Regions from separate parts of the Mus musculus genome. Here regions 1, 3, 4 and 5 are each linked to region 2. The links are chromatin loops, found by intact Hi-C in ENCODE. Cell type or tissue: left cerebral cortex. All regions are shown on one strand. Each heading gives the region's core, and the rest is flanking DNA. Links, peaks and the distances in the headings are about the cores only.

Region 1 (6,513 bases), core at 800-5,799, 240 kb before region 2:
CCCCATTTCCCCCTTTCCCTCCCATATCCTTCCCCACTTGCGATTGCTTTCTTCTCTCTTCCAAGTTGGACTGAGATGTCTTCACTTAAGTCCTTCAGCTTGTTGACCTTTTTGAGTTCTGTGGGCTGTATCTTGGGTATTCGGCACTCCACCCCCAAAACATTTACTTATACCATGCATGTCTTTTTTGGGTCAATCAGCAACCTACCGATTGGGGGAAAAAATCTTCACTAACCCCACATCCGAGAGAGGGCTAATATCCAAAATATATAAAGAACTCAAGAGGCTAACCACCCAAACATCAAACAACCAATGAAAAAAATGGGTTATAGAACTAAACTGAGAATTCACAACTGAGGAATCTCGAATGGCTGAGAAACAGTTAAAGAAATGTTCAAAGTCCTTAGTGATCAGAGAAATGCATATCAAAACAACCCTAAGAGTCGTCTACCTTACACCAATGAGAATGGCTAAGATCAAAACCTCAGGTGACAACACATGTTGGAGAGGATGTAGTGAAAGAGGAACACTCCTCCACTGCTGGTGAGATTGCAAACTTGTACAACCACTTTAGAAATGAAACTGGAGGTTCCTCTGAAAATTGGAAATAGATCTACTTGAACACCCAGCGATACCACTCTTGGGTATATACCCAAAAGATGCTCCACCATGCGACAGGAGCACGTGTTCCACTATGTTCATAGTGGCCTTCTTTGTGATAGTCAAAAGCTGGAAACAACCTAGATGTCCCACAATAGAAGAGAAGAATGGATACAGAAAATATGGTTCATTTACACAATGGAATACTACTCAGCTATTAAGAATGAGGACATCCTGAGTTTTGCAGGCAAATGGATGGAATCAATTTTTTTTTCTTAATCATTGGTTTAAGAAAACATCTGTGCTTGATTAAGCATCTAGGATGTGCTGTGCACTGATAGTTCCCCTTTCACATAGTTACCATCCATCCCTTTGCCTTCCTAGCCTCAGCCTAAATCTCTGTTTAAATATAGATTTTGCCTGGTTGCTTTCCACCAACTCTTAGAAGCCAAATACCTGTTTGGAAATGAGAGATTTGGCCACAGTGACCTTTGGAAATTCCTACCCAGAACACATACCTTGAATTTTCCTCGGTTACTGTTGTCTGTGCCATTGGCACATTTCAAGCCTTAGGGATGTGCTACCTGTGCACTGGACTACTTGTTGCCCAACTCTTTCTGCTCCACCCGTGCCCCATTGGTCCCAAGAAAGGATCTCTTCTAAATAGTAGTTCCCGATTGGCTAGCACTGTCTGCATCAACAACCCTTGGTCTCTCAGGCAGTGCTCGGTGAGTCCCGTCCCCCCCCCCCCCCCACCGCCCCTGCAGGAGATGCCTTTGCAGCTGTGCAGCCCTGGTGTTTACATAGAGGTGGCCACCACTGCTTCTCCTATAAGGATGAAACTACTTCACCTTAGAAATTGCAGTGGCTTAATAAATACCTAGAGACGGGAAAGATGACTCAGTAGTTAAGAGCACCGAGTATATGTGGGTTTGAGTAAAATGGCCCTCATAGGTCCATAGGGAGTGTCACTCCTAGGAGGTACCATCAGAACCCTCAGCTAACTCTCCAATACCATGTTTGCCTGCTTGTTACATGTTATCTGCCATGATGATAATGGACTAAACCTCTGAACTGTAAGCCAGCTCCAATTAAATGTCTGCCTCTATAAGGGTTGCTGTGGCCATGGTGTCTCTTCACATTGGTGGAAACTCTAACAAAGGCAGTGTATAAGCATGAACCTGAGTTTGTGTAAAGAGAAGGGTATGTCTACATTTGTGCTTGTAATCCCAGCACTGTAGGGGGCAGGAGGGCTGATGGACCTTGTTGGCCATCATTCTAGCTCCAGGTCCAGTGAGAGATCCTATCTCAAGGGAAAAAGGTGGGGAGTGGTGGAGCAGGAGAGTCGATGCTTTTCTGTGTTCTCTACATGTGAAAACAGTTACACACACATGTGGATACATGTGCATATATACCACATATGCAACACCACCACTAACAGCTACCACCAACCTGCACCAAATTTGTTCTTTATTATTATCCAACGCTTCCAACAAAACATATGAACAGTGTGCTAGTTACACTGTGGATGGGTCCCATGCATGTGTGTCCACCCAGTTATGGGTCTCGTGCATGTGTTTCTATCCACATATTCTTTGTACAGGCTTAAATAAAAAATAAGGGTAAGACTAGGCAGGAGCTATTTCATTTTTGTTTATTCTGAAGGTGGTCATCTTCTACCTGCACTCTTCTTTTCCTCAAGGTGCTGGTGGTATGGTGGAAAAGCAGCAAGTGGGTGTGAGACCCTGTTTTGAGAGGTGAGAAATGAGCACGTGACCAGAGTTTAGGCAATGAACCATGAGACTCAGTGTAAGCTGCGTGGGGGAATGAGCTGATTTGAAATGCTTGGTGTTGTCTCAAAGGCTAGGCTGAGGGCAAAGCTAAGCTGCCAGGGAGTGGGAAGGAAGAGAGTCATTTTAGTGGCAGTGGCTGGTGACCCCAACTTCACATCTGGCGCAACAGGAAACACACAGGCCGATATGAAGCCTTGGCCATGTGGGGGTGGGAGTGGGGGTGGGGGGTGGTGGTGGTGGGTGGGTGGGGGTGGGAGTAGGCTGCAAGAGCCAGGTTCTTTTTCTATGTAATTTATCAACAACAAAGAACCCAAATCCTAAAGTTTACATGATAGGTGGAAGGAAGTTCTGATTACTCACAGAGGTTTGGTGCTGCTTTAGAAAGACGACAGCGAGAAAAGCATGGCGACCTGTGGTATCTATAATCCTCAGGCTCAGAAGGCTGAGGCAGGAGGATTGTCATCAGTTTGAAGCCATGGGAACTTAGTGAGTTCCAGGACAGCCTGAGCTGAAGTGTGAGACCTTGTTTCAAATTGAACAAGAAAAAGGAGTTGTGAATTTTCAGAAATGAAATTTCAGTGTTTTTGCTTTATGATGGATTTTAATCTGCATGTGGCATCCAGCTCTTTGTGAATAGCTGAGCTCTCCAACAGCGACCCCCAGCGATATTGCTGGCCCCCTGTTTCCTTCCTTTGAGATTCAGCATTGCAGACAAAGATTACCATCACCCTGCAGATCCCAGGTCTAATACCTGCCACCCTCTCTGGAGAGCTGTGGGTCACATCCCCAAGCTGGTCCAATTGATTCCTACATAGGCATCATCAGAAAGTGGAGACTTGCTTTGGTTGGTCCTTGGTGTCATGCATACATGCATACACACATGTATGCACACATGCACACACATGTTCTCTAGGGATAACATACAGGAGAAAGCTCTACTTTTGTAGATCTTTTGGACTTTCTTTTCTCACTTCCCCTCTCCAAAAAAATAAAAAAGGGATCTTGATAAATTCGTCTTCCTATTTGAAGTGCAGAGTGAGTCTGTGCGTGGTCCTTTAAAAAGTAGACTACAACTTACTTATGCTCAGGCCATATGGACTCTGGAGTGGGCGTTTTCGGTGCCAAAATAAACTCCCTGGAATTGCAGCCATGCACAGTGAGGGTGGAGAGTCTTCTTGTCACCTTAGGAAACGAGTTTATTTTGAGCAGTGTAGAGTGGGTTTTTTCCCCATTATAAAACCAGTGCAGGCTTATTATAGAAAATTGCGAAAATGTAGAAATGGCAAAGTTTGGTCAAACTTTGAAGAGTGGAGGTAGAGTCTGGCTGATGGCTTCTGGTCCAGCACAGAGAGAAAAGGAGGGAGGGAGGGAGCAGGTGGTTGAGCACCTTAGGCTTTCTGGGCTCCACCTTGAGAAAGCCACACCCCCATCCTGCAGCTGGCTGTGAGATGGTTGGATAAAGGGGAAGAGAAAAGCCCCCACAGGCTGGCTGGCGTCGGAGATCTGTGCTCCTTCTCCAACTTCATATCACAATGACCAAGTTTCTCTGGTCCCCCAAACAAGCTTTCCACTGAGGAAAAGTGGGCTTAGCAGAGATCACTGCTTTCCCCTACATCAGTGTCTTGCCGAGAGGGTGTGAGAGCCCTAATGAAGCTGGAGAACAAGAGCGATCACTGCTTCCATCCACGGTGGGCTGAGGGCTCCTGCTTCACACCAGCCTCTGTGCTAGGGGAACACATGACACGTGTACAGGTGTGGTGCTGTACTTCCAGCCTCATGATTTAGTACACATGCATCCTCATGTATGACCGAGGGGAGAGTGGCCTGCGGTCACAGGACCTCAGGAAAGGCTGTAATCTTACCTTGTCTTGTGCACCAGATCCTCATCATTTCAGACCCAACTGGAGTCGACATCATTCTCTATTCATGTTGACCCTGAATAAGACCCTCTGAGTGTGAAGGACGACAGAGGCTTGATGGAGCTGGAATGGAAGCTGCCTGACTACTTTTTCCTGATACGATATGTCAGCTCTGAGCACAGTGTGAATGAGGATCCAGCCCAGGACCCAGACCCTGCCAGCAAGGGACCCCTGGGACTCTCTTTTCAACACCCCTTAGACAGCCAGTGTCCAAAACCGAACTCCACTTGTCTTCTCTGAATTATAAACCTCCCAGAACTTCCAGAAAGACTTTACTCAGGCCTTATGGTAACGTCTGCCCTTAGGTTGTCTGTACTATAAGCTATCTGGGTAAAGGAACAGTTGCCAATCTCGCTTTCCAGAAAATGGCTAGGAGGGGATTCATTTTGAGTGACTGGTGAGTAGACAGACTCTGGATGTGAGATGTGAAGATCTGTGGTGCAAATATTGTACACAGACACTTGCACACACATTTGCATACATACTTTCACACACCTTCACACATACCTTCACACAGACTCACAAACACACACACACAGACACTCACCGACATACACACAGGCACACACTCAGACATGCACACAGACATGCACACAGACACACACACACACACACACACACACACAGACAGACAGACACACACACAGACACACACACACACACACACCCCTTCAGAAGCTCAGCCCTGGAAGCTCTTCTTCATGGTAACCAGCATTGTGTCTTGTGATCACCACAGCACATCACCTTTGATTTCCCTTACTGGCTTTAATCTCAAAGACCTGTTTTCTTATCCCCCCAATATAAACCCACTTCAAAGTTCTACCATCTACCATTCTCATTGTCTCAGGCTGGGGAAGCCATTAGAACCTTTGTCCACTCTTGTGTTGAAAGGCTGTTTTGAGAAGGATGACCCCTGGGTTATTTCAATGTCTCTGGTCACCAGAATGAGGAAGGCCAGGGCTGACACCATGTTCTTGGCTTCAGAGCAGTCTCGAGTATAATATTTTATCCCAACAGTCAACGCTGCGTATTCTAGATTCCAGTTTTAGAGACTGGGTCCCCACAGCTGGGAGGAACTTACTGTTTTGTAGGCACAAAGATTTTCTTTGTTCCTTGTTTGTTTCCCCGGGGAAATGTGAGGCAGTAGTGATCCATTGCTGTGGGGTTTGGCACAAGGAAAGGGAGGCGAGGCTCTTCCATCTGCTTTTCTATGGTGATTTCATGCACGGGCTAGCTCTTTGTCAATGTGGCACAAGCTAAAGTTATCTGGAAAGAAGAAACATAATTGAGAAAATGTCCCCATCCTATCACCTGTAGGCCAGTCTTGATTAATGACTGACATGGGTGGGACCAGCTCACTGTGGGTGGGGCTGCCCCTGGGTGGGTGGTCCTGGGTGTATAAGAGAGCAGGCTGAAAGCCCCAGGGTGCACACCAGTAAGCAGTGTTCTCCTTACTTAAAGCAAAGTACATTAGGTTTGCCCTCCAGGTTCCTGCCTTTCTCACCTTGCCTTTCCCTGATGGAAGCAGGCTGTATGGAACCTATAAGCCCAGTAAACTCTTTCCTCCGCAAGTTTCCTTCAGCCATGATGTTTTGTTGTAGCAATTATAACCCTAACTGGGACCCTTCCCTTTTGTTTCTTCAAGCCATTCACAAGTCAGAGGCTTTGGTGAGAATGAAGTGGAGCACCGAGTTTGGTTTAGACACTGACAGAGAAAATAAAACAAGAGCCAAGCACGAGCTAGGTGTGAACTGAGCCTGGGGTTGCTCAGACGGGAGGGAAGGTCCCCAAAACCAAGCCAGCATGTCTACACCTTATGCCTCATCTAATCTCTGAGAGGAAATTCCCTATGGCAATTGTCTCACGTGGCTAATGGAGGCCGAGGCGTTATAAGCTGGCCTTTCAGAGAAACTAAACGTGGCTTTGTTCAGATCCAGTGGCCCCAGGACTGAGGAAGCCAATGGCTTAAAAGTCTGAGCTTCTGATGTTCAGGGAAGGATGAGAGAGGTGCCCCAGCTCCAGGATCCACCTTTACTCTACCTCTGTGCCATAAGATGCCCACCTACAATCAGTGAGGATGGGTCTTACCCACTCATGGAATCAAATGTCCATGTTCTGAAGAGACTCTAGTAGACATGCCAAGAAGCAGTGTCTTAGCAGATGTTCCAGGGTCCCCTGACTCCCAAGACTGCCTACCACTG
Region 2 (6,513 bases), core at 740-5,739:
GTTGTGACATTTATATCTATAGACTCACTGGGCTACTCCAGAATTTCATATACACGAAATTAAATACTGTGCGCTTTTCTTTAGGGTCTGGCTCCTTTTGCTCAAAGGATACTTGTGAGGGCTCTCCATGCTACACCATGGCTTCATGGCTCACCCCTTTAAATGGTTAAGTAGCATTCCAGCGAATAGGTATGGTGTTCCCTGGTTGGTGAAACTTGATTTTGTTCCTTAGTCTTTGGTAATTATGAATAAAGCTACCATGAGTACGCTTATACAAGATTCTGTGAACTTAGGCATACTCAGGTCTCTTGGGGACATGGGCTGGAATGGAATTTCTGGGATGTAAGTGTGGGTGTATTTCAACTTCCTTAGAAACTGCCATATAGTTCTGCAGAGCCCTCAGTTTGCACTCCCACAGACGGTGGACCAAAGTGCTGTTTGTCACGTGGATTTGAGGCAACCACGTGACTGAAACCCCCACAGAGCAGCACAAACTATTCAAGGGGTCTGAGACAAAAGCCAAGGCGGATGGTTTTGGAAGAGAAATGATATGGCAGCTTCCTATTCACAGATTTTTTTTTACTGTGCCACATCCTGTCTCTCGAATGTCCTGCTCCTGATTCCAATGTTAGAACTCACTCTAAGTGCAAATGCAGTGTATTTTGCCTCCTGGCTACTTACCTGAAGGGTGTCAGGCCCATGTACTAGAGTCACTTTTGTCCCTCTTCCTCTAGAGGACAGATCACCTTGCCATCTTTAGCAAATTGGTATTTATAGGTTGTTTCAATTTTTTTGTGCTTGGAAAACACTAGAGCACACCTTTCCCTTCCGTAGCTTTATTTCTGTTCCATGGTGAGCTCTGGGTGCCTGCCTCTCTCCTGTGTTCTCTTGTGGCTTGGTTTTCTCCTGTTGACAAGCACGCTGCCTTATGTTAGCCTTCCTTACGCAAACAGCTTTTGCTTGTTTTAGTCTCTTTCATAAAATGTCTCTTTAAATTATTATTTAAAGAGGATCTGACTATGTAGCCCTGGCTGGACCTATGCAAATCCAGCTGGCCTCAAACTCACAGATCTGCTTGTCTCTGCCTCAAGAGTGCAGGGAATTAATGATGTGGGCCAATACAACCAGGTCAACTTTTATTATTATTTTTTAAATGTTACTTGCTTTTCAGAAAACATTTATCAACCAGAGATACAAATTGAGCCAAATTTTATTTTCTAGAAATACAACAAAAACCAGAGGCAACAATAGGCTTTGATTAACACCTTTCAAACCCTCTCTCCAATGCTAACAGCTCTCCATTATTTACTAGTAGGTACCTAATGATGTATCTAGATATAGGTTTTAAAGAATTGCTTTGAAAAATTCAATGTAAATTCATTTCAATTGTCTATCTCGTGTGATGTTAGGTATACCCAATGAAATACATTAGTGTCAAAAGATTCTTTTTTATATACATTTCAAATGATGTTTCAGCTGTGTAATCTGACTTTGGGATGTAGTTTTGGAAATCTGTACAATAAAAGGTAAAAACAAAATCAAATGCATGCTCTGCAGCCCCCAATATTTCTAACGTTTTTAGTTATCTGATGTTTCAAAGCGGTTTTATAATATTGATTTCTGTACTTGTCAGTTTCCATTTTTAAACCTATCATCAGTATTTCAGCTTGGAATTTCAATTTCATTTCTTCATTTTGATTTATCACACACACATATACTATATAATATAATATTATATAATATAACCCTAATAACGATTTTCTTCAAGGGCTAGTAGATGTGGGACTTCCTGAGTCCTTGCATATTTCAGAATCATTCCTAGTTCAAGTCATCTTTAAAAAACGACTTGGCAGAATGTGTAATTACTGCATCACACCTCCTTTATCTCAGGGCTTTAGGGGTATCACACACTTGTCTACTGATATTGTTATCAGAGGAAAAACTGAGATCAACAGAAACCTCACCAGAATCCTTTCCTGTGTGTGTGAATGCACATATGCAGTGCCCCTCCACATGCACACACATATGCACATACAGATGCACACACACATGCACACACATATGCACACATGCACACACATATGCGCACATACATGCGCACACATGCACATGCACAAATAGATGCACACACATGTACACACACACATGCACACACATGCACATACAAACACACACACATATGCACACACATATGCACACATGCACAGACATACACATGCGCACACACACATACACACATGCACACACAGGAACACACATATGCACACATGCACACACATACACACATACATGCACACACATGCATTTTCACATGCATATACATTTGCACACACATATACACTTGCACACACACACATTTGCACATGTATACACATACAGAGAGAAAACTGTATGTAACTTTCTCCTTATGTTGTAATAATTGATTTGATTCTTTCTTTTTCATATACATTACATATAATTTCTCTGTTTCCTCTAGAGACTAGTAATGTGTACTCTTGACTTGTTGAAGTCTATTACTAGGAACTGTCAACTCTTTCTTGTACTGTTAAAGTTTTTCAATTAAATTTGTTGCAGATTGTAACTGTCTCCATATTTGAATCCATGAGAAACCTGATTATTAGTTCTTATTTTTTATAAAACACCTGTATTTTAAGTATATATATATATATTATACATATGCATATATATATATATGAATTTGTTGTTGTTGTTCTTTGTTCTTTGGTTTTTCCCTGTCTATACTGAAGAGCATCCTTTGGTTGGTCTGGAAGTATGATGGACCACTCCTACAGACTAATCCCTGTATGTTCTATTGGCCTGTAACTCCACCTTTTTCCCTCAAGTGTATTTTTCTGAGTGTTTAATTCTAGATGGACATTAGGAAGACCTTTTATGTGGGCTTTCACTTAGGAAAGGTCTCTTCCTCTATCGTGACTTGCAGTTTTTTCAAGCATGTTTATTTAAACTGGTCTCAGGAGACTTCATGGGAAAACCAATGCAGGGCTTTTTGATTTCTTTCCCTCAGAGACCTTCAGTCAGGTTTTAGTCTTTGTGCAGGCAGCCCTTCATTTTCCTTGGTCATAGTCATTTCAGAACCCTCTCTGGTATGGATCCGATTTTGGGGAGGAGACTGACAGCAGGTTGGCATGGAACAGACCTTCACGGTAATAAGGTCCTGATGATCTACATCAGGCTGCTGCTACCAGATTGTGTCAAGCCACATAGTGTGTACTGAAAGACTTGTCTGTGGGCTGTCACAGTAGGCACAATGGCATAGAAGCTTCTTTTCCAAGAAGGTATATAACACAATGGTGAGCTCCATGGTTCTTCATCTTAAGGAATTAATAATCCAAAGACTGTGGAGCAGTCAATTATAGACCATAAGCTAATGGGATGGATGAGGATCGAATTTAACTATTGATTCATCCCTTCACCCTAACTTAAATGTTCTTTTAAATTGTCATAATGTGAAAGGGAAAGTCCAGAAAGAAGGTGGTCTTGGGCACTAGAAGGAAACTTTGAATGGCTTTTTTTCTTGGTATTCTTCAATGACAGTTGTTAAGAGTTAGTAAAGAGGAGTCATGTGAGATAAGACTTTTTTTAGCTTTCGATTGGAATCTGTAAGAGAAGATAATGCAGACTAAGTTGCTCAGCAACACAGTGAATCATAATCTCTCTGCAGGATGCATAGGCACCCTTGATAATGAAAGGATTATGTCTCAATAGACACATTTTAAGTTGAAAACATTGCAATTCAGAAATGAGTTCTGCGATCTGCGTTAGCTGCTTTCCTATTGCTGTGATCTAACACCATGACCATAGCAACTTATTGAAAATGAGTGTATTTAGGTTTGCTAGAGGGTTAGAGTCTTCGATGGCAGAGTGGATGGAAGCAGTAGGGTGCAGGCATGGAAACTGGAGCAGAAGCTGAGAGTTTACACCTGGAACGATCAACAGGAAGCAGAAACAGGGAGCTGGAAGTGACTATAACATGTACATTTTCAAAATCCATTTTCCCAACCAATGATTTACTTCCATATCTCTGTCAGCAAGGCCACTCTGTCTCAGTTAGGGGTTCCACTGCTGTGAAGGGACACTAGGACCAAGGCAGCTCTTATAAAGGAAAACATTTAACTGAGGCAGGTTTACAGTGTCAGGGGTTTAAGTCCATTATCATCATGGTGAGAAGCACAGCATCATGCAGGCAGAAATGGTGCTGGAGGAGGAGCTGAGAGTTCTACACCTTGACCCGAAAATACCAGAAGGAGACTGTGTGCCACACTGGGTGTAGCTTGAACAAAGGAAACCTCAAAGACTGATGCCACAATGACACATTTCTTCCAACAAGGTCACACCTTGTGATGGTGAGACTCCCTATGGGTTAGGCATTTAAGTACTTGAGTCTATGGGGCCATAACTATTCAAACCACCACAGTCATCTTGCTGCCTTCATGGTTCCAAACAGCACCACTAACTAGAAAGCAAGTGCTCAAATGCCTAAGACTATGGGCAGAATTCTCATTCATAGTCCCCTACTTAGACAACCTCATGGCTCAGCCGAATAGTACACTGTTGAATGGTACTTGCTTAGGGCTGTGAGGGAGTGGCTTCCTGGGGATGTAGCGCTATTTTAGGAAGTGATCAAAAGGCAAAGCCTGGTCTTTCCTCAATGCATTTTTCTGTTATATCACAACAAAGTCTCAAAGCAAAAACCTGCAAACCAATCTACCATACCCTAGTGATAGCATTTTAATAACCAGAGAAAGCAAAGATGGAACAGCAAAGACTCTCTGGTCATTACCTCCAAATGCTGAAGATTCCAAAGGAGGTGAGCATCAACAGGTCAGTGGAGCAGGAAAGACTTAAATGACATCCCCTCAGCCTTCCCAATGACCTATCATTGCTTAGCAAGACTATCATGGGGATAAACACCTTGGAAGACTATTTATTGTGTAGCTGTTTCCTCCAGATTGAAACATGCCCTTTTTGTAGGAGGAGGGAGGCTTGGAAGACTCAGGAAACTGGCAAGAAACTCAGAGGTCATGTAAGTGGTAAGTCTCTGTTGGTGCAAAGGGAGATCACCTAAGGTGTAACTGCCTGCCAACTGTGCAGGCTGCACCAGTTTTGTGTCATCATTGGGGCCCCTGTGAGCAACCTCCTGCCTAAGTGCGCTATGGTAAGTAACCCAAGGAAGCGGATTGGTTCTCCAAGTTGGATTTGGGCAAAATGTTCCCTTTGCTCCATGAGTGTTCTGCATGGGGTTCATAGACAAAGCTGAGCAACAGTGCACCCTGGGAAAGTTCCTATGGTGAGAACATGGGAAGTAGAGGGTCACCGTCCACATTCTAGTTGTATCTGTGAAACTGCCTGGCCTCCTAGCTGCAAATACAGCCACTGTGCTTTCATCTCTTCACTGTTAATATGCATGCTTCGCTCCTTTTCCCAGGTGGGGACAGTCTGGTCCAAAAGTCCACACATTGATGCTTCCTTTTGGAAACTTAAATCATCCTTTCACGTTGCCTCTGCCTTTTTTTTTTTTTTTTTGATGTTTAAAACCAAGGAGAGACACATGGATGAAACACTCTGCGGACTTTGCAAATCCCTCAAGAGGACCTCAGAGCCCTCAAGTGTCCCCTAGGTCCCTTTCATCCCCGAGACTGTCACTACTTGTCCTCCAATCATCCAATGCTTTAGCAGGTGTGTGTAGGTGGAGCTCAAAGTTAAAAGTACTAAACTCATACATTTAAAAAAAAATACGGTTAAGTTGATGGTCTTAAGTTGTCAGTATCTGCTCAGTAGCTCAATGGAATTAGCAGCAAAAGCAGTGGCCTCTAATCGCACAGGATACCTGCATATCTCTGCTTTAAACCAACCTCTCTAGACTGCAGAGCAGTGGTATAGGAAGAATCATCAGTGTGCAGAAGCAGCCGAGGGCGGTGATCATAGTGCAGCCCTTCCTAGCAATGATTCCAGTCTTGGATCCCAGGCTGAGGAGGGTGGTAACACCAAGGAGCTTCTTGGAAGCTTGTGCGCCATACAACACATCTTGGAACTCCGCTCTCTTCGAATAAAGGGCTGCTCCATTCCAGAGCTAGGCAAAACTGAGAGGGACACCCAAAGCAACCATCTGAAAAGAGGCATCACATCTATTTGGTATGCCATACCTGCTGATGTCAGAGTGGTGACATTGAAAGTAATGAAAGCAGTGTTGTTAACGGTCTCAGATAGAGGAGGGAGATTCTGACCACTTCGCCATGTAATCTGACTAAAGAATTCTCTTTGGGTTGTGTGGTGATTTGAATAAAAATAACCCCCATAGCGTAGGGAATGTCACTACTAGGAGTTGTGACCTTGTTGGAGAAACTGTCACTGGGGGTAGGCTTTGAGGTCTTAGATGGTCAAGTTAGGTTTAGTGTGGCACTCCCTTCCTGATGCCTTTAGATCCGGTTGTAGAACTCTCAGCTACCTCTCCAGCACCAGGTTGTCTGCATGCTGCCATGATTCCAGACTTGA
Region 3 (6,513 bases), core at 472-5,471, 230 kb before region 2:
TCTCAAGATTTTAAGAGTGTGTAAAAAGTGAAAGTGAACTCTACTACATCTCTTAATTTTCACTAATAAATGTATGCTGTACAGTGCACAGCAAGGATGCCTCTTCATTCTAGTGAATATATCTGTGGGATATTATTATAATATAAGTGAAACATTATTTGTAGTATTTCTTAAAATAACCATTAATAATTAGTAATTGGTATTTAATTGTGTGGATTTGCCATTACCTCCTCAATAAATGGTGAGCCATTTCAGGTGCTAAGTATTACTAATAGTGCTTCATCCTTTTATTTTCTTGGTTAACATACAAATGGTAGTTTCATTATGAATTTTTATATATACTTACGATTGTAATTTGCTTATATTAGACTCCATAATACACCCCCATGCCATCATACCCCTGTATTTCCCTTCTTCCCTACCAGTAGGTATCCACAGGTAGGTAGATATCCATCCACAGATAGATAGATTATATGTCTACTCTACTCTTAATGTTGTGTGTGTGTGTGTATCCTAAAAAGCTTATTCAATTCAGTAAATATTTCACCTTTATAGCCCTTTAAAAATCTTAACAATCTTGAGAGGCACATGTGGCGATCAGAAGAGAGCACTGGGTGTCCTCGACTGCTCCCACCTATTCCTTCCAGGTGGGGGTCTCTCCACGAACCTGGAGTTGTTTTCTCAGACAGTCTGTGTCTTAGCTGCTGTTCTATTGCTGTGCTGAAACACCATGACCAAGACAACTTATAAAAGAAAGAGTTTAAAACAGCATATAATAGACAGAGGTTTCAGAGGGTTAGTCTGTGATCATCATGGTGGGGAGGGTGTTGGCAGTCAGGCATGACCCTGGAACAGTAGCTGAGTGCTTACAAATGCAAGTAGAAGGAAGAGAGAGAGAGAGAGAGAAAGAGAGAGAGAGAGAGAGAGAGAGAGAGAGAGAGAGAGAGAGAGAGAGAGAGAGAGAAGGAGAGGGGGAGGGGAGGTCTGGTGTGGATTGTTAAAACTTCAAATCGTACTCCAAGGTCACACCTCCTAGTCCTTCCTAAATATTTCACCAACGCGGAGCTAAACACTTAAATATTTGAGCCAATAAGGCCATTCTCATTCAAACCACCATAGCGAACCCCAGTAATCCTCCAGTTTCCACCTACCTGAGACAGGTGTTATAGGTGTGCTCAGGGATGCCCAGATTATTTTGTGAATGCTGGGATCTGAACTCTAGACCTCATGACTGCTCTGCAAGTGCTAGAGCACCCTCTCTATCTAGCCCCACCACCCTGTTTTCTTCTTCTTTTCTTTGTGATGGGCTGTCTTTTAGCTCAGGCCAACCTCAAACTATCTGTATAGCTGAGGGTGACCTTGACCTTCTAATCTACCTGTTTCCACTTCCCAAGCATTGGCATCACAGACATGTTCTTAAACAGTCCCTGATGTCATTACCATAGTTGATCTGCCAGTAGTTGTAGTTTTCAAGAGGAAGTTGTCCTTAGTGTGGGGGCCATAGGACACATGGTCCAGGTGTCCTTCTAGCAAGGGGATTCTCTGAAAGGATGACTGGGGATCTAGTAGGATGCAGCTCCTGGTAGGAATGGCTTTGTAGGGACATCTCCTGTTCTAGAGGGGCAGAGATGCAGTAAGAAGATAAGCAGAAGAAGATGCTGGTCCAGACAGCCAGTCTCTACTGTAACTCTCTGAGGGGAGACTCAGAATCAGCTGATATGAACACAGCCTTGGCCTTACAGGACTATCTGGGTATCCTTTTGTGATCATAAAGATATCCTTTTATGATCATAATGCTTCTAATGCACATGAATAGACTTCTCTTCTTAACCAAGAATTTTTTTTTTTAAATCACACTACGAAGACATTGAAACTTTTCTATTCTAGTTGACAGAAAGCATCAGAATTATTCAATGTTAGTAAGTAGATGAGGACTTACTATCCTGAAGTTCTCATTTGTCATCTCCCCTTCCCCCAGTGAAATTCTGTTTTGAGCAAAGTCTTGGGAGTTGTATGGAAGGGAGAAGCAAACAGCCTCACGTGTTTGGCACACCCAAGGTTATTTCACAATCTGCTCGATCCTTTCGCACATTCCAAGGGAAGCTTATGTAGGCGTATCCGGGCTTCGCCAGCTTGCACTTAAGTTTTTAAGAGAAAGAAACCAGATCTAGAGTTTAAAAAAAATAAGAATAAAAATAGTTGAAAAAAAAAACAGGCTGACATACTTATGTAGAAAGAATCAGTCTCATTTTAATTTTGATGCTAAGTCTGTAGGTTCATCAATGATAAAACTCTCTAAAAGCATTCTTCACATCACCCTGAAACCTGTAACAAGTCATGCCCCATTCTATTTCACTTGAAACTGGAAATTAAATTTCAAATAAAGGTTCCTATCAGGTTACTTGGTGATAGCTTACTCATCACAGGCACATAGTCCATAATTGGACAAATTGGATTAAGCATTTAGAAATTACCCTTGGAAATAATTATATGATTCTAAGGTCAGTTAGGAAGGAAATGAGTGAGTTATTCAATGTTTTGAAGGCAAATTTCCTATCTATAGCTTATCTGCCTCCTTCTCATCTATCTGTCTGTCTGTGGAGGTTTGAATGAGAAATGTCCCCATAGGCTCTTGGTTTCCAGCTGGTGACACTGTTTGGGGGATGTTATGGATCCTTTAGGAGGAGGAGTTTTGCTGGAGGAAGTCACTTGGGGTGGGCTTTGAGGATTTATATAGCCTTGCTCCACTTCCTGTTCTTACTCTCTGCCTCCTACTTCTGTTACCAATACCTTACTCTCCATGACGGGCTCCAGCCCCCTGGAACTATAAGCCTATATAAACTCATCCTTCCTTAACCTGTTTTGGCCATGGTATTTTATCATAGAGACAGGGAAAAAACCCTAATAAGTAATGAGTCACTGTCTGACTTCTTCTATCTATCATCCATAGATGTCTATCATCCAACTGTAAGCCTACATAAACCCATTCTTCCTTAAGCTATTTTGGCCATGGCACTTTATCATAGTGACAGGAAAACAAACTAATAAGTAATGAGTCACTGTCTGACTTCTGTCTGTCATCCATCAATCCTCTATCTTAGTTTATAATTTTCACTTTGCTTTCTCACTCTTTGGATTCTCTATGATAAACGTTCTGAGACTTTGTCATGTCCCTGTCTGCACTGCACCTTCTTTTCTTCGTCTTGCTGCCTCATGCACCTGCACTGGAAATTCACATGAAGGGCATTTGGGAGCAGAACACATTCCATTTCTTTCGTTTTCTCTCCCCGAAACTCATTCTTTTTTTTTTTTTTTTGAAGACCCCTCTATAAACACGTTGCCAGGTTACATATAATCTATTATTAGGAATGCTTCATCTTCTTCTGTGTAAGCTGTCCCTCATTCTACTCCCTGGCTCTGCAGTGAAAGATAACTGAACAGTCTCCACCTCCTGATCCTGCTAAGAATCCGGAATCCTACTTCTCTTCAAGATGTTTTAAAAATGGGTTACTGATATCTGAACATGTTTATTTGGTACACCATAATTATTTGATGTGTGAATACAAATATGAAACATTAATGACTCTTTCTTTTTCTACTTGTAGGTTTGTGTGTACGATGTGTCTGCCTGGTGCCTATGGAGGCCAAACAAGGCCTGGGATCCTCTGCAACTGGATGGTTGTGAGCTGCTATGTTGTTGGGAACCAAATCCAGGTCTTTTGCGAGAGCAGCAGCTGCTGAGCCATTTCTCCAGCCCTAGCAATTAGCATTTCCATTTCCTCTAATAATTATTACTTCTGTGTGTTTGGGAACTGGAGTTGCTTGTTATCTACTTACTTAGACATAGGTCATAAACTGCTATAGATGAATATTATTCAACAATATTGTAAACACTACAACTATTTCTCCATGTAGTAAAATCTTGATATTCAGTCTAACCTTTTTCTGTTTTCTCTCTCCTTTCTTATGCCTTCCAAGTCTCTAATAATGAATACTTTCATCTCTTCTGTGAATATTTTACTGTTTCCCAACTTTCTTGGGTGAGGCAGAACATGCACTAGATGTATTCTGTGCTTGGTTCATTTCATGTCACATGATTTGAACTATGTGTCTCAAGTTATTGGACTCCATTATTTTTATTTATTTGGGTAAATAAAATACAAATAGATTAAAATGAGTAAAATAATTTTTAAGTATTTTATGTGTGATTCCTTTGCTGTCCATCATAGTCTCTGAATCTGAGGTTTCTTAAGGTAGCCTTTTCTTAAAGAATTGATGCTTAATCCAGTTGTGCCATCAGCCCATCATTATTTTAACTCTATTTACATTAAGGGCAGACATACTCATAACAACTTCAAGGTTCCCTAAAAGAGATCTTTGGCATCAGATTTCTTCCAACAATGTCCTCTGGAAACCATTTTAAGGCTGATCTGCCTCTTACTTACTGATCTTCCAGATGCATCCTCAGAATGAGTCCACTCACTCATCTGGCTCATACTTATTGACATTCCAAATGTCTCCTCAGAGTGAGACCACTCACTCCTATCATGCACAGAAGACTGGGATCTGTGTATTGGATACACAATGCACATTGAAGGAAGCATCCATTCACAATAGACAGGTGTTTTTAACTCCCAACCTCATGTTGAAGACAAGCTTCATTATCTGCACCATAGTCATCTTCACTCTCATCTGCCTTGCATGTCGTGCTCCTCCAAATGTGTCAAAGTTCATACTGAATAATGACTTCTGGGTTGCAAAAGAGGATTTGAGTTTACATCTGCCTTCCGTGCCTTTCTCTACTATGTGTGTCTTTGTTCATTCTCTTTATATACACATATATGCACCATCCTTTCTTTACCTGGTTGTTCACTGATTCCATATCTTGGTTATTGTGAATGGTGCTCCAATAAAATATGAGTGCAAATATCCTGGTGGAGTGTGGCCTCTTTACTCTGTGTGCACCACTGATAGAGACTGGCTGTTATTAAATGGTAGTGACTTGAGGGCTTGTTTGTTTGTTTGTTTGTTTGTTTGTTTTGCATATTCTTGTGTTGCTGGATTTAGAGGTTGCTAATTCAGTTAAGAATTTTTGTGACTGTATCAATGAGGCTACCGGTCTGCCATTTTCTTGTGGAGTCCTTGTACACTTTGGTATTCCAGGAAGAGTCTCATAACAAGTGTTTGCTATGCTTCCCTCTCTGTTATTTTCTGAAGGAATTTTTAAAGACTTGGTATTATCTCATCATTAAACGTTTGACAGAGCTCAAAAGCAGGGCCATCTGGAGTTCTTGTGGTGAGATCCTTCCAGTTACAAATTCAACTTTCTTTTTTGACTAGTAATAGGCTCGTTTGGATTTTCTGTTTCCTTCTAAGTTTTGGCAATTTGAGTCTTTCTAAGAATCTGTTCATTTCATCCAGATTGTTGGCAAAAAATTATTCAAAATGCTGTCTCATAACTAACCAGGCCTAGTGATTAACAGCTCTATAATCTGAGCTATTTAGGAAGTTGAGGCAGGAGGATTTCACAATCAAGGCTTTGCTGGGGTTCAGAGTTTAAGACTAGCCTGAGTAACTTGGTGAGTCTGTCTATCTATCTATCTATCTATCTATCTATCTATCTATCTATCTATCTATCTATCTATCTATCTATCTTTGTTTATGTGTTTGTATATAAGTGAATGAGTAATGAATGAATGAGGCTGGGGCTGAAATTCAGTCACAGATTTATTGCCTAGTACAGGCAAAGCCTTGGGTTCAATCCATAGCAACCAAACAACAACGTAAAGAAATAGATATTCTACTTGACTTATCTTCCCAGGTCACCTAGCGTGTGCCACCCCTTTCCTTTCTGGTTTTGAGAAATTGTCTCATCTTTCTTCTTGCTTATCTTAATTAAAATGTTGGTCAATGTATTGATCATTTTAGAGAATCAACTTCTGTTTGATTTCCCTATTGCTTTTTTGTTTTCTGCTTCATCAAGTTTTCATACCAGTTTTACCTCCTATCTCCTTGGTGCTCTGGTTTAAGCTGTTCTCCTTTTCCAAGGCACACAGAATTCTGTTGGACCTTGGTATCATTTCTTCTCTGATGCAGGTGATCAGAGGAGGAGGCAGGTGTTCTGTTGGAGGAGGCAGGTGTTCTGATGGAGGAGGCAGGGGTTCTGATGGAAGAGGCAGGTGTTCTATTGGGGGAGGCAGATGTACTGATAGAGGAGGCACTGTTATAGCCCATGACCCTGATCAATGGCACTTTCATTTTCATCCAGCTCAAATTATCTTCTAGTCTCCTTTTTTGATTTTCTCTTTGATTCACCTAGTATTTAAAAATAGATGATCAAATTTCCAAATATTTGAGTTTTCTCTCTTTGATTTCTAACATAATCCTGTTAAATTCAAAATTACTCTTAATTTTAGTCTTTCAGTTAAAAACTTCTAAACTCTCATGTGTGTGTATGCGTATGTTTGCATATGTGTGAGTATGTATGTATGTGTATGTTTTTGTGTGTGTATG
Region 4 (6,513 bases), core at 1,014-6,013, 220 kb after region 2:
CAGGTCTCCAGGCTTGGCAGCAGGTGGCTCTACCCACTGAGCCATCTCACTGGCTCTATTACAGAACCAGCAAGAAGGTCCACGAAGCAGCACTGGAAAGGAAGAAATGAGGATGAGGCACTACCACAATTTCCACACAGGGAAACTCTGCTTAGCTCCTGGGCAGATGTCCCCACTGACAGAAGCACTGCAGGACTCTGTTTGCAGACTGCATGCACTGCTGAGTTCTGTCAATTTGACTTTCAAGTGCATATGGCAGCTTAGGTGATTAATCTCTAGCTGGGCTTGTGATCTTACAGCACCAGAGATTCATAGTCACAGGTAAGAGCAGTGCACAGATGAGATCTAGGTGACATATCTGCCCTTCCCGTGTTGACAGCAGGGATGGGATGAGGTTTGTATTTTCTTGACTGTATAACATCAGTAGGAGGGGCCTCCTTAAATCCATCCTGAGATCCTGGCTGGGAAGCAAAATGACACAGCAAGCCAATACTAGGTCTCCTGTTTTCCTTCCACCGAGGAGAGTCCAACCCAATTTCTGCTAAGGTCAGATGGAAATAGGAAGAGTAATTAATGAAGCTTGGTGTCCATTTGTCCCCTCCTCTGTGCTGTAGCATCTCCACTCCTCAAAACTCCAGAAAAGGCTACAATCTGAGATGGAGAGGATGAATAGTTTTCCCATGCTATTTCCTGACAGTTACATATTTACCGCCCAGAAAAATCTGATATTGCTGACTCCAAGCTTACACCTGGAGAGGAAATAGCTTCAGTTCTACTTATCTAGTCTCCAAAGGAAGTGACTGTCAAAAGCAGGTCTGAGATCAATGGTGTGAACTGCCTGCATGGGGTTTCAACAGCTTATTGGCCATAAATCAACTCACTCTCTGCAGAATGCAGACTGTTTCTTCTGGAGGTTAGCCCCGAAGGCAAGCTGTGCTGGCCTTGTTTAGCTCCTAGTATACTCACCATTGAGGCATCTAAAAAGACAGAATGAGCCTTAGTGAACCCAAGGGCAGATTGGCTTTAAACATGTCTTATTTTATAATCGAATCAGAGTCGAAACAGTGGTTAAAGTAAACCCTTGGCTGTTGACATGAAGATCAGTACAGCAAATTCACCCCAAATATATTTCTCTTGTTCCCAAGAATTCATCCACAATTAGAATTGTCATCTGACCATCTCTGGTTATATTCTGTATTTTTTTCTTTAAAAAGTTTTGGAAGAAAACAGGCCACTTCTTTTTAGGTGAGACTAAGGCAAGTGCCTTTTGGGAGTTTATAGTTGAAATCAAGCCAGAGTAGCTTGTGTTGGAGTTTTTATAACATGGAAAAGCCAGGTCCTCTGAACTTCTGCATCCCAAGACCCTTGTGCTTCTCACTTGAAATTAGTTTTCATTCATGTACGTGCTATGCCGGTGACACTCTGTTCTAATGTCTTGGTGATGATCACCAACCTGAATGGATCCAGAATCAACTAAGAGACATGCTGCACATGGGTCTGCAAGGTTTTCCCTGGAAGGATTCAGAAAGAGGTAGAACCTACTTTTGGTTTCTACGTAGAAAAGATCCAGTGGAAAAGCAAGGCTGTTTTTGCCTGCTCGCCTTTGCTCCTTGCCACCGAGGGTGGATGCATCTATGGTGCCACTTCTACACTGCCACTGTCTTTCACATTTTAGGCAATGACCTTCTCTTATTGTGACCACTGAGATAGTACATTAAGGTGCCCTCACCCTAACAGGATACAAAATGTATGACACCAATTGAAGTTACTCTTGGGTCAATTCAAGATTTTAAATGGAGCTTTAAAATTACTGAGAATTGTTGTCAGCTCTTGGATTTGTGGCAACACTGAGTGAGGCCATGGTTCCTGCTGCCTTGCCCATACTTTTGTATTTCCTGTGTTTCTTTGTAAGATGGAGTCTTCTCATATTTCCTGTGTTCCTTGAGTTCTTTGTTGTCCACTTTTTCTTCTCGGTTTTAACTGAAAATAATATCAAGGGCTATTCTTCTCCTTTGAGAAAATGTAGGACTAATTAAATTAAGTCTGTTGCTTACTGTTAATCAGCTGGTGGTGTTGGGACCTGGATTCAAGCTCACAACCCCCTCATTGCCCTTACTGTTAAAGTCTTTTGAGAACTTCAGACAGCATTACTGCATTTGCATCATTTCCACCCTCTCCATCTAGCTTCTCCCATGACCCAATCAATACTCTGTCTCAAACTCATGACCTCTTCTTATTCTGTTACACACACGCACACACACACACACACACACACACACACACACACACAGAGATAGAAAGAGAGACAGAGAGAGAGACAGAGAGACAGAGACAGAGACAGAGAAAGAGACAGACAGACAGACACAGACAGACACACCACACACACAGACACACAGTAACACAGAGATACACAGCACATACACACACACACAGACATACATATACACAGATATCACACACAGACATAGACATACACACACACCACACACACATAGACACACACATAGAGACACACAGACACAAACAGACAGACAGACACACACCACACACATAGACACAGACACATACCACATACACAGACACACAGACACAAAACACAGATAGATAGACAGACAGACAGACAGACACACACTATGCATACATAGACACACAAATACACACACAGACACCAAGACAGACACACCACACACAGACACACAGATACACACCACATACAGAGACATACATATACACAGATATACATACACAGATACCAACAGACAGACACAGACAGATGCACACATACATGTACAGACATACACACACACACAGACACAGACAGACACACAGACACAGACAGACACAGACACAGACACACAGAGAGACACAGACATAAGACAGACAGACAGATAGACACACACACAGTTGAGTCCATTTAGTGTTACTCATGTGTGCATGGGTTTAGGAAGAAATAGTTGGGATTGGATCACCAGCCTAGCAGGCAGCCTGTCCCTGGAGAAGGCACATCCTTTCTCAGCAGCCACCCATTGCCTGTAGTTCTTCCTCTAGGGCTGGGAAATCACGAGATTTCACCTATGTGCATTGGCATGTCACCTGGGCGCTGTCCTTGTCCAAGTTCTGTTTAGATGGCTGTACTTTGAGACCTCATGGATGCAGCTTTCTTGTCACGTGCAGACAGCACAGGCTCATAGCAGATGTCCTGCTCCTCTGGCTCCTATAGTCTTTCCGCCCCTTTATGAGAATAAATGCATTCTCTAAGTATCTCTGCTCCAAATTGAGAACTGGTTCCATTTTAACTGCTGCCGAGGAAACCCTCATTGCTCTCATTTCCTCTATTTTGGACTTGGGAAGGCTTTGTCAATATTTTGGTAATGTTCATTTTTGTTCTTTGCCACCTAATAGGGGAAGTTGACAATGGTGACCGTGAACTAAGACCCAGTTTTCTTTCCTGATATATGTGTCCCTTCATCTCCCCCCTACTGCTTTCTTTAACATATTTTGCTTCTCCCCATGTCTTTACCCAGGGTGTAAACACCAGAATAGAATGCACCATAAGGACGTTTTAAATGAAGACTTAGCAGCTGCTGGGGTTTTAGATGCAGTCATGGCTGAAGGTTCATTGAAACATCAAACATTTCTACTATTTTCTTCTTCTGAAGGGCTTACTTCCCCCCACCCTTTAAAATTAAAAATATTGTTTTAATTTGACCATGTTTTTCTCCTTTCCCAACTTCCTATCTCTCTACCCACTCGAGTTTATGTACTTAATCCCTCTGTCTTAAATACACACACACACACACACACACACACACACACACACACACACATACACACAACTCATAAAAACTTGAAGTTTATTTTGTGTTGACCAAGGATGCCTGGGCACAGTGCCCATTTCCAGAGTGTTGGTCACCCAGTAACACTCCATTGTAGAAAACAGAATCTTAGCTTGTTCCTGTTTTTTTCTTTTCCCCAGTTTTTGAAAATTTAAATGTATTAGAGTTTTGTTACTTGCCCAGAGATGTAGGGAGAGTGTGCTGTTGGAGGAGGTATCTCAGGTGCCCTGCTGTGTCTTGTCCACCTCAGACTTTTGTCCTCCTCCTTGCTGCTCTCTTCAGTTACACCAAGGGATGGAAACAAATGCATCGGAGGAAACTAAGCAGGATGCAATGCCTAGAAATCCCTATGTTTCCTCTGCTTCCCCTCTGCCCATCTCCAGTCCTTCTATCTTCATCGGTTTCCTACTAGCTGTAAGCAAATCTTAGACAGTGTTGCAGTGGGTTAGGGTTGTCTTAAAAAGGATGAACTGTCAGTTAAAATGAGCTTGAGTTTTAAAACTCCATGGTTGAAGTAGGATTAAAAACAACTTGTTTAATAAATGTCTAAGTGATTTAAGCTAGATCTGGCATCTGCATACATCTGGGACATAAAGCCACAGTCAAGACAGTGGATCTAAACACTCCTGCAAATGAGTCTTCAAGTCCCTGGAGAATACCCCTTAATACTATTATCCCATAATTCAGCTTTCTGTTACTGTGATTTTAGATTTTCTAAAATAATAGATAAATAAATGAAGTTTTTATATGAATGTCATGAAACAATATGAACTCCGTTAGTGAAGGATAAAGAGAAAAGTGATTTACTGAGAAGGGGCCAATCCATCGGAAGCACATAGCCATCCCAAGCATATACATGTTCAACAATGGCTCCAATAACATCAATTAGAGATGGACACCCAAGAAGACAAAGAGAATCTCCCCACAGTGCTAGCTGGAGCCCCTGGAAATCTTCCAGTAATTAATAGAAGAACTGGACAAAGAAATCCCAGGACTATCAATAACTGCCAAACACCCTACAACAACTTTACCAAATTGAAATTTGCTGAGTATTTCACACCACAAAAGCAAGATGTGCATTCTTCAATGTGTGAACAGAAAATCTCCTAGATAGAAAATGTATAGGCACTAACCAGACAATTGAGGGGTTTTTTGGTCTGCATTTCTCTTATCTTTAATGATTTCACTATGATTCTGTATTCAGTGGCCTAAACATGCATTAATTCTTTGAAAGACACAAACTACTGAAACACATCAAATAAACAGATAACCTGAATATATCATAGAGTTTAAAGTTATTTTTAGTAAGTATACATAATGGCAGGCTTCCTTATGGCACGCACATGCCTGTGCATTATGACTCTTTGTGCTTTTCCCTCTCTATCCTGTTGGTATCCTGCTCACCCTGACATATCCTGTCCTCTCAGTCTGTTTGAATCTAGATACCTTATAGAAGAGAAAGCATTTGATATTTTTCTTTTCTTCCTCCATTGTCCCAGCTTGTTTCCTGTTCTTTTTCCCTTTAAACCTCCTTCCTTCATGTCTGCTTGTCTGTCTGTGAAAATCTAGATTCCACATATGAGAGGAAACATGTATCAGTTTTCCTTACAGTGGTTTGTAATTTTTAACTGGGTGATCCCTACATTCACTCTTTCTCTAGGTCAACATAGCTTTGTTCTTCCTCATGGTTGGAGGATATTCCATTGTGAATGCATGATATAGTTCCTTTATCCATTCATCACTTCATGGACTGCTAGGCTGTAAAATATCAAGTTTAGATATTGAAGGACATAGATATGACTCACCAAACTTGTATAAATAATATATATTGAATTATATCTAGCATTTTAGACAATAACTTAGTCAAAATGGATCATTGACTAAATGTATACCCTAATAGTATAGAACTTTTAGGGAAAAAAGTAATATTTGGATACACAAAAGTTTCTAGTCCTAGCATCAAGAAATGCAATATTTGATCTGTGAAATCCATGATATGGGTTGGTAATAGAGTAGAAATGAAAAGTATGGGAGGGAAAAGAATGCTTGAGTCTGCTGTCTAATGTAGGACATACAGCATAGCAAACCCCTATACTCTATACTAAAGTACAAAACTGAGGGGAAATGTCAGCAAACTTTCTCACTGACACAGTAGCAAAGAGAAAAGAAACATAAAAAATACCCATGGCAGGAAACCCTATCTCCAGTCAGTTAAAGTCCTAAGAGTTTCTGGAAGTTAAAGATCTAATGAAAGAGCATGCACACGTATTCAAAAGGAAAAGCAAACAAAAACAAACAAACAAATAAACAAAAAACAGAAATAGCAAAAGCCATGAAATAAACCCAAAGCAACAACCTTGTGTTCAAGATAGAGAGTGCCTGGACATGCCAGACATTTCTGATGGGAATGCAAACTGGGACAGCCACAATGAAAATTTAGTTCATAATTTTATAAAGAAATAAATATAGTCACTGCACAGCACATTTTATTTCTTTGGCATATAGGAATAAAACTTGCATTTGTGCAAAAATGTCATGAATTTTTCACTGGATAAATGAATACCTATAACAGTATGCTTGGTAACCTTACAAACTGAAGGTAACTCATTTCCTTGGTGGATGGATAACCAAACAACCTACTGCAAATCTATCCAACAGAATATTATATAACAATTTT
Region 5 (6,513 bases), core at 609-5,608, 230 kb after region 2:
ATTATTATTATTATTTTTATTTTTGGTAAAGGCAAACTCTCACTTTGTGAAACCTTAAGACAGTTTCCACTACGAGAGCCAAGAAGAGCTAAGTATTACTTGTGAGTGCTATGAGAGTCTGTAATTTTTCTGGTCACCCACCGATCCATCAATGTGATAATCTGAAAAAATAAATGCATCTGTGCCAGAGAAGAGTTCATCTCCCAAGAAAAAACACTAATCACAATCACCCCTTTCAGGCTGTGAGCTTAGGATAGCAAGAGATTGATAGTTTGATCAGAGAGGCCAATTTTGCTCAAATAGCCAGACTCTGGGATGCCCATGGCAACGTAATTATCAGAACATCCATGAAATAATGGGAGAAGCTGGGTATGTAGGAGCTGCAGGCAAGAGAGCAGAGTTCATCAGACCTTGCTTTGCAGTTCTGATAAGCCCATAACTGGCTTTGAGCTTGTGGCACGTGTGTGTGTGTGTGTGTGTGTGTGTGTGTGTGTGTGTGTTGCTTTCAGCTGGCTCAGTCCTAAAGCTAATATGCATATTATTGCTCTGCTGGATTTCAGGCCCTTTCTCATTAAAGGCATTCGTAGTAATTAAAAATTGTTCATCAAATATCATGTCCAGTTGCCATGGAATCTTTCCCAGCCTCTATAATTGCAACCAGAGAGCCCAGAACCATCATTTAGATTAACTGGATTGATTCAGAATGGTAGAGTTGATGGGGAAGTCAGGTCTATCGAGATGAATACTAAGCTGAGCTGGCATTCTTCTCCTCTTGACTTTGCCCACAAAAGGTAGTGACTGTGAGCACAAGTGCTAAATTCTCTTTGCAAGCTGGCCAGTGCTGAGCTCTGCCTGTGCATGATGGTTTGTGCCTGCTGTGAGCAGTCCTGCCAAGAAAGAGAGCCAGATACATTCAGTCTTGATGCTAGCAAGGTGCCCTCGAGATGCCGGCTGTGAAGTGTGGCAGAGTCACTAGGTATGGACCAGCTCAGAGATGCTCTCTTTCCTGAAGTTCTAGACTGTTCTCTTTGGCTGCCTTCTGGTTGTCATGCATTTTATGACTGGAGTTCTTTCCTACCTCAAACCCTTCTGTCTTACACTGAAATCTATACATCAGTCTGACATGATGTAAAAACTGGTTTTATGCTTTTAATCTAGAGAAAGACTACTTCTGTACTTTGACTTTGTGTAGTTCAGGACAGATGGCTGGTCTGGTTTATGTTGGCTTTGCTCACGTAGGCCTGGGTAAGATGTTTCACTGCACATAGGATCCTATTTAAGGCAACTTGAATAGGTCCTGCATGTGGTTCACAAGATGAACACAGGGGAAGACAGAGGTATGAGAACTGGCACTGAGTTGGATATTTGTCCCCTCTGCCATTTCACTGACTTTCAAGTTGCTATAAAAATGGCACAGTGAAGAGCTTTAGATGCCTACAGTAGAAGGATCTGCCTTCTTTTAAAAGGATGATTTTTATTTGTGTGTGTGCATGCGTGTGAAAGATTTCCCTTTCTATATCAAGTTTTGTTGAAAATGACCCAATGAAAAGATTAAATATATGAATGAAATGAAAATATCAGTCATTAAAAGTCAACAAAATGATATTAAATGATAATATAATACCTTGTGCAAACTCATCATGCATACTTGCATGTGAATTCTAAAGAAATGTGGCAACTGTAGAATACATAAAATAGAAACAATGGTAAGAAGATTAGCAGGTTGCTATGCAATGCCTTTTGCTGTCTAGAGCTTAGGAAAATGTGGGTTCACATGTTTTCCTTTTGTTGGTACATAGCATGGTAGAGAGACTTCCAGAAATAGTTTGGCTACATATCAAGTTGCCTCATTACAGCAATTTCGCCAAAGAGTATGAAGGAAGAGCCACTTAAGTTTATGAGCCACATGACTATTACTAGTGGGTGTATGATAAAGTAGTAGTATCAAATAAACAGGAATAAATAAGAAACTAAAATAAATTAGTATGTTTTATGATGAGCTAGATTTCAGAGACTTAATTAAAATAGTCTCCCTTATAGCAACTATTTAAGACATTAGTATGTGCTTAGATATATGTTCAGTGTTATGGTTTGTATAGCCCAGGGAGTGTCACTATTAGAAAGTGTTGGAGTAGGTGTGTCACTGTGGATGTGGGCTTTAAGACCCTCATTCTAGCTGACTGGAAGCCAGTATCCTGCCATCAGCCTTCACATGAAGATGTAGACTTCTCAGATCCTCCTGCACCATGATGCCTGGATGCTGCCATGTTCTTGCCTTGATGATAATGGAGTGAACCTCTGACCCTGTAAGCCAGCCCCAATTAAATGTTGTCCTTATGAGAGCTGCCTTGGTCATAGTGTCTGTTCACAACAGTAAAACTTTAAGACATTCACCAATAAAGAAATGAACATAAAATATTCCATAATCAGAAATTTTTTTTATGTGTTCGTGTTTGTGGTGTGCATGCATGTATGTGCACATTCACTAGTGTGTATTTGGGTCTGTATGCATATGTGTGCACTTGTGTGTGGAATACAGAAATTGAAATGTAGTTTCTTCTTCTATTTCTTTCTACATAGCTTAGTGAGGCAACGTTTCTCAGCTAGCCCAGAGCTCACCACTTCTGGCTAGTCTAACTAGACAGCTTGCCTTGGGGATCTCCTGTTTCTACTTCTGGAGCGAACACGCAAAGCCTCGGTGCCTGCTCAGCCTTTATGTTGGTTCTGGTCACCTGAATTCCACTTCTCTTCTTGCAAAGCAAGTGTGCTAACCACTGGGCAACTCTTGTTGCCCACAGCTGGGTAAAATTATGTACATAGGTTACGAAAGGAAATACCTTTAATCAGTGGGAGGAGAGAAATTTTATTTTTCTCCCTTTGATTGTTTTTGGAATGTTTTCCATCGAACATCTTTTACTTAGTAGGAAAATTCACTGAACCAAACAGCCTGGAGTCTTCAGTGTCCCTGTGACCAGGGTCATCTGATGCTTTTCTTTTTTAGTGCCGGCTTCCTGCAGGAAACACAGGGACTGTTTTAGATGGACAGCTTTATTCTCCTCTGAAGGGTCCCTGGTGGTATCTGTTCTCACAGAGAGAAAGTTTAAAGGTTTATTTCAGAAAAGACTCTTGTCATCTATCCAGTTGGGCACTTAAATTGATTCTTGGCTTTATTTCCAGGACGGAGCAGACATTTTCCTCCGAGATTTCCTCCGTTTATGCTCAGAAGCTGCTGGTATGAGCAGATGGTCCCAGGGATGCAGGCAGTAATTTGCTGCCCTAAACTGATCCTCACGGAGTGGCGCCCACTGTTGCATTCACTGCCTGTTTTTCAAGCTGACCATGATCCCTCCCACACATCCATGACCCCCCCCCCCCGGCCCAACCCTGGTCTTCCCTAAACATTTCCTGTACTTTAAATTATATGGGCCTAAGACAGAATATCTGTGCATATCTCATAGAGATAATGTTCAGCTTTTACTAAAAGGAACAAACATTTCAAAGTCAGAAAATTCTATTCTTGTATTCTTTCTTTCTGTTGGTTGGCTTATTTTACATTTGTTTATTGCGTGTGTATGAATGTTTTTCCTGCATGTATGTTTGTGAACTCTGTGTGTGGGGGCCAGAAGAGGGCGTCAGATATCCTGGAACTGGAATTGTGGACAGTTGTGAGTTGCCGTCTGGGTGCTGGGAAGAGAACTTCTGCAAGAGCAATATGCACTTTTGACTGCTGACCCTGCCCCCCTTAGCCCTCAGTGGTGTTTTAAATTAATTTTTGGTATACACGGTTTTTCTTTGGTTCATGTGGTTCTCACTGATCTGTCTCATACTTTCCCCATTCCTCTTTCTGTTGTCACCATGAGTCAGTTCTCTGAGACCTTAGTCTGTTGCATTTCCGGACTAAAAGTTCTGCTTGTCTCTATTTCATGTCCTTTCCCCACCTCAGATTTTCTAACTCCTATTTTCTGAAGAATTTATGACATTTACATAGGAATATTTTTTATACTAGCTTATCTGCTGCCTTTGTCCAAAAATCTCAGCATCTTAGTCATTTTCCTGTTGTTCTTTGCTAGAATGACTTTTCCAAACAGTTTTTTTAAATTGTTTTTAATTCTTCTTACACTTCCCACAAGCATTCTGAATCATATTTCAGACCCTTTGAAAATTACAACATGAAATTGAGTCTGATTTAATTTCTATAAAGACAATTGTTTTGTATGTAAAATATTTTATATGTTCCTTGAGAATCCCATGCCTGTGTATAATATATTTTAAACATATCTCTTCCCCAGCATGCCATGTAGCTCCTCTCTGAGCCTTCACATCCCCTCCCTCATGTCCTTGAAAACAAAAACACCCACTGGGTCTAATTAGAGCTGTTCCTGCACGGTTGGGTGTTAGGCCACCCAGTGATGAACAGGCCACTTATCAGGGATCACACTCCTGACAAACAAGTAACTTACCTAGTTGACTTCAAACCACAAATTCAGAACAACCTTCTGTAAGGACAATGTCAGTATTAGGTCCCTCTATGAAGGCTAAGCAGAGCTCATTGGGTCTGCTCAGGTCTGTGTTCCTAGTCGCCAGTTTAGAAGTTAACTAGCAGTCAGTATCGTGATATAATTTTTAACATCTGTGGGTTCTGTATTTGCTTTTTGTGGCCGTGACAAGCACGTGAGAAAGGCAGACTCAATTTCATACTTTTCCAAGTGTCTGGAAATTACAAACATTAATTATCCCCCAAACCTCATGAGTCAATAACCTCACCATAACTGGATCCATCAGTTGGGGATCAAGACTTCAACACATGAGCTTTTGGGAACATCGCATGGAATCTTTACAGTTTATTTCTCAGAAGTCCTACCTTATGGTATAGCTTGATAGGAGCACAAGGTTCTGAGCACCCTGTTTTCTTTCCTAATCCCTGCCATGTTGAATCTTTTTGGTGGCTCCTAACTCGGGGACTCTCTTATTCAGTCTTATAGCCATAAGTAGAAGTTACAGTTGGACCATGGTCACGTCTCTCCTGTGACTTTAGTTGCTCCTGTGACCAGGAAGAGAGAGGCCAGAGAGACAGAAGAGCACAGCACTGGCCTGCCTTATCTGGACATCCACACTCCTGTTGCAGAGACTCTATCCTTTCCCCTCAGAGTCTTGGATGCTTTCTTTCCCATGCTCAAGCCTGGGTGGCAAACCCTACATGGTACAATGGCACTTCTGCAGCAATGTGAGTCAAGTTTGTTTTAGGTAAACCCAATTTCTCTCTCATCCTTCTCTCTCTCATTCTCTCATTCTCTCTTTCTCTCATTCTTTCATCCTCCCATCCTCCCATCCTCCCATCCTCCCTCTCCCTCTCCCCCCTCTCCCTCTCCCTCTCCCTCTCCTCCCTCTCCCTCTCCTCCCTCTCCCTCTCCCTCTCACTCTCCCTCTCCCTCCCTCTCCCCCTTCCCCCCCCTCTCTCTAATACACTCACACACACACATCTCTTGGTAATTAGATCTTTTTAAAAAGGTATTTGTGGTGGTTTGAGTGAAAATGGCCCCCATAGCTGCAAATAGTTACATGTCTAGTGCTCAGTTGATGAATTGTTTGGGGAGGATTTGGAGGTGTAGCCTTGTTGGAGGAAGTGTGTCAGTGGGGGTGGACATTGAGGTTTCGCAAACCCATGTCATTTCCAGTTAGTTCTTTCTCTGCCTCATGCTTATAGATCAGGTTGTAAAGTGCTTAGCTTCTGCTGCAGAACCATGCCTGCCTGCCACCCAACTCCCTGCCATAATGAATGGACTAACCCCCTGAAACTGTAAGCAAGCCCCAATTAAATTCTTCTTTTTGTAAGCATTGCCTTGGTCTTGGTATCTCCTCATAGCAATAAAGCAGAGGCTAAAGCAGGGTATCCTAGTTTATGATAACAGCTTCTGGGCACTGTCTTAGTCAGTGTCCTGTTGCTGAGAAGAGACATCATGACCAAGGCAGCTCTTATAAAAGGAAGCATTTAACTAGGGCTGGCTTACAGTTTCAGAAGGTCAGTCCTATGTAGTCATGGCAGACAGCATGGCAGCATGTAGGCAAAGTAGATGAGTTCTACAGGATCTGCAGGCAGCAAGAAAAGAGAGCCATTGAGCCTGGCTTGTGGTTCTGAAAATCTTAGAACCCATCCCCAGTGATATTCTTCCTCCAACAAGGACACACCTCCTAATCCTTTCAAATAGTGCCACTCCCTGGTGACCATGTATTCAAATCTATGAGCATACAGAGGTGAGGTGGGGCATTCTCATTAAAACACCACAGGTATTAACACCATTTGAGATCTGTAAGACCAAAGCTCCTTGAGGCATAACTGGTTCCTTATTTAAGACACAGAGGCAGAGAACCAATCTAACAAACTTCTTACTCACGTGACTTCTCTCACAGCACTGCCTTTATCTGCTTTTCTCTACTGAAGGATTGAAGTCAAGGATGGATAGGATTCTAAAAAACAGGCTTGTTATGTGCTACGGAATAAATACACTCCTCTTC

The links. Peaks named below come from ENCODE experiments on the same cell type or tissue, not always from the same donor. Only the 100,000 strongest peaks of a DNase experiment are listed, where the experiment ranks them.
Region 1: it touches region 2 in a loop (2.9-fold over the local background); 3 of 42 quality-filtered maps call a loop at or near these places.
Region 3: it touches region 2 in a loop (3-fold over the local background); 3 of 42 quality-filtered maps call a loop at or near these places.
Region 4: a loop joins it to region 2, with 3 times the contacts of the local background. A loop is called at or near these places in 2 of 42 quality-filtered maps.
Region 5: a loop joins it to region 2, with 3 times the contacts of the local background. A loop is called at or near these places in 2 of 42 quality-filtered maps.

Annotation. Positions count from the first base shown.
Region 1 is chr9:113,485,852-113,492,364 of GRCm38, reverse strand. No RefSeq gene overlaps it. Among named protein-coding and RNA genes, the nearest start is that of Gm36540, 21 kb to the right of the region's middle. In left cerebral cortex, for the core only: a CTCF peak has its summit at 3,081; DNase peaks (open chromatin) are centred at 3,131, 3,526 and 5,475; H3K27ac peaks cover 4,361 bases.
Region 2 is chr9:113,242,031-113,248,543 of GRCm38, reverse strand. No RefSeq gene overlaps it. Among named protein-coding and RNA genes, the nearest start is that of Gm4657, 46 kb to the right of the region's middle. In left cerebral cortex, for the core only: no CTCF peak of the experiment used is centred there; a DNase peak (open chromatin) is centred at 3,713; H3K27ac peaks cover 3,550 bases.
Region 3 is chr9:113,467,538-113,474,050 of GRCm38, reverse strand. It overlaps Gm36540 (a long non-coding RNA gene), which reads left to right and starts at 5,459. Exons shown (of 5, transcript XR_379908.4): 1 at 5,459-5,579. In left cerebral cortex, for the core only: no CTCF peak of the experiment used is centred there; DNase peaks (open chromatin) are centred at 1,699, 2,057 and 2,664; H3K27ac peaks cover 4,552 bases.
Region 4 is chr9:113,023,663-113,030,175 of GRCm38, reverse strand. No RefSeq gene overlaps it. Among named protein-coding and RNA genes, the nearest start is that of Gm36251, 97 kb to the left of the region's middle. In left cerebral cortex, for the core only: no CTCF peak of the experiment used is centred there; DNase peaks (open chromatin) are centred at 3,164, 3,532 and 3,873; H3K27ac peaks cover 2,114 bases.
Region 5 is chr9:113,016,413-113,022,925 of GRCm38, reverse strand. No RefSeq gene overlaps it. Among named protein-coding and RNA genes, the nearest start is that of Gm36251, 100 kb to the left of the region's middle. In left cerebral cortex, for the core only: a CTCF peak has its summit at 3,630 (motif pointing right); DNase peaks (open chromatin) are centred at 2,650, 3,198, 3,747 and 4,381; H3K27ac peaks cover 3,062 bases.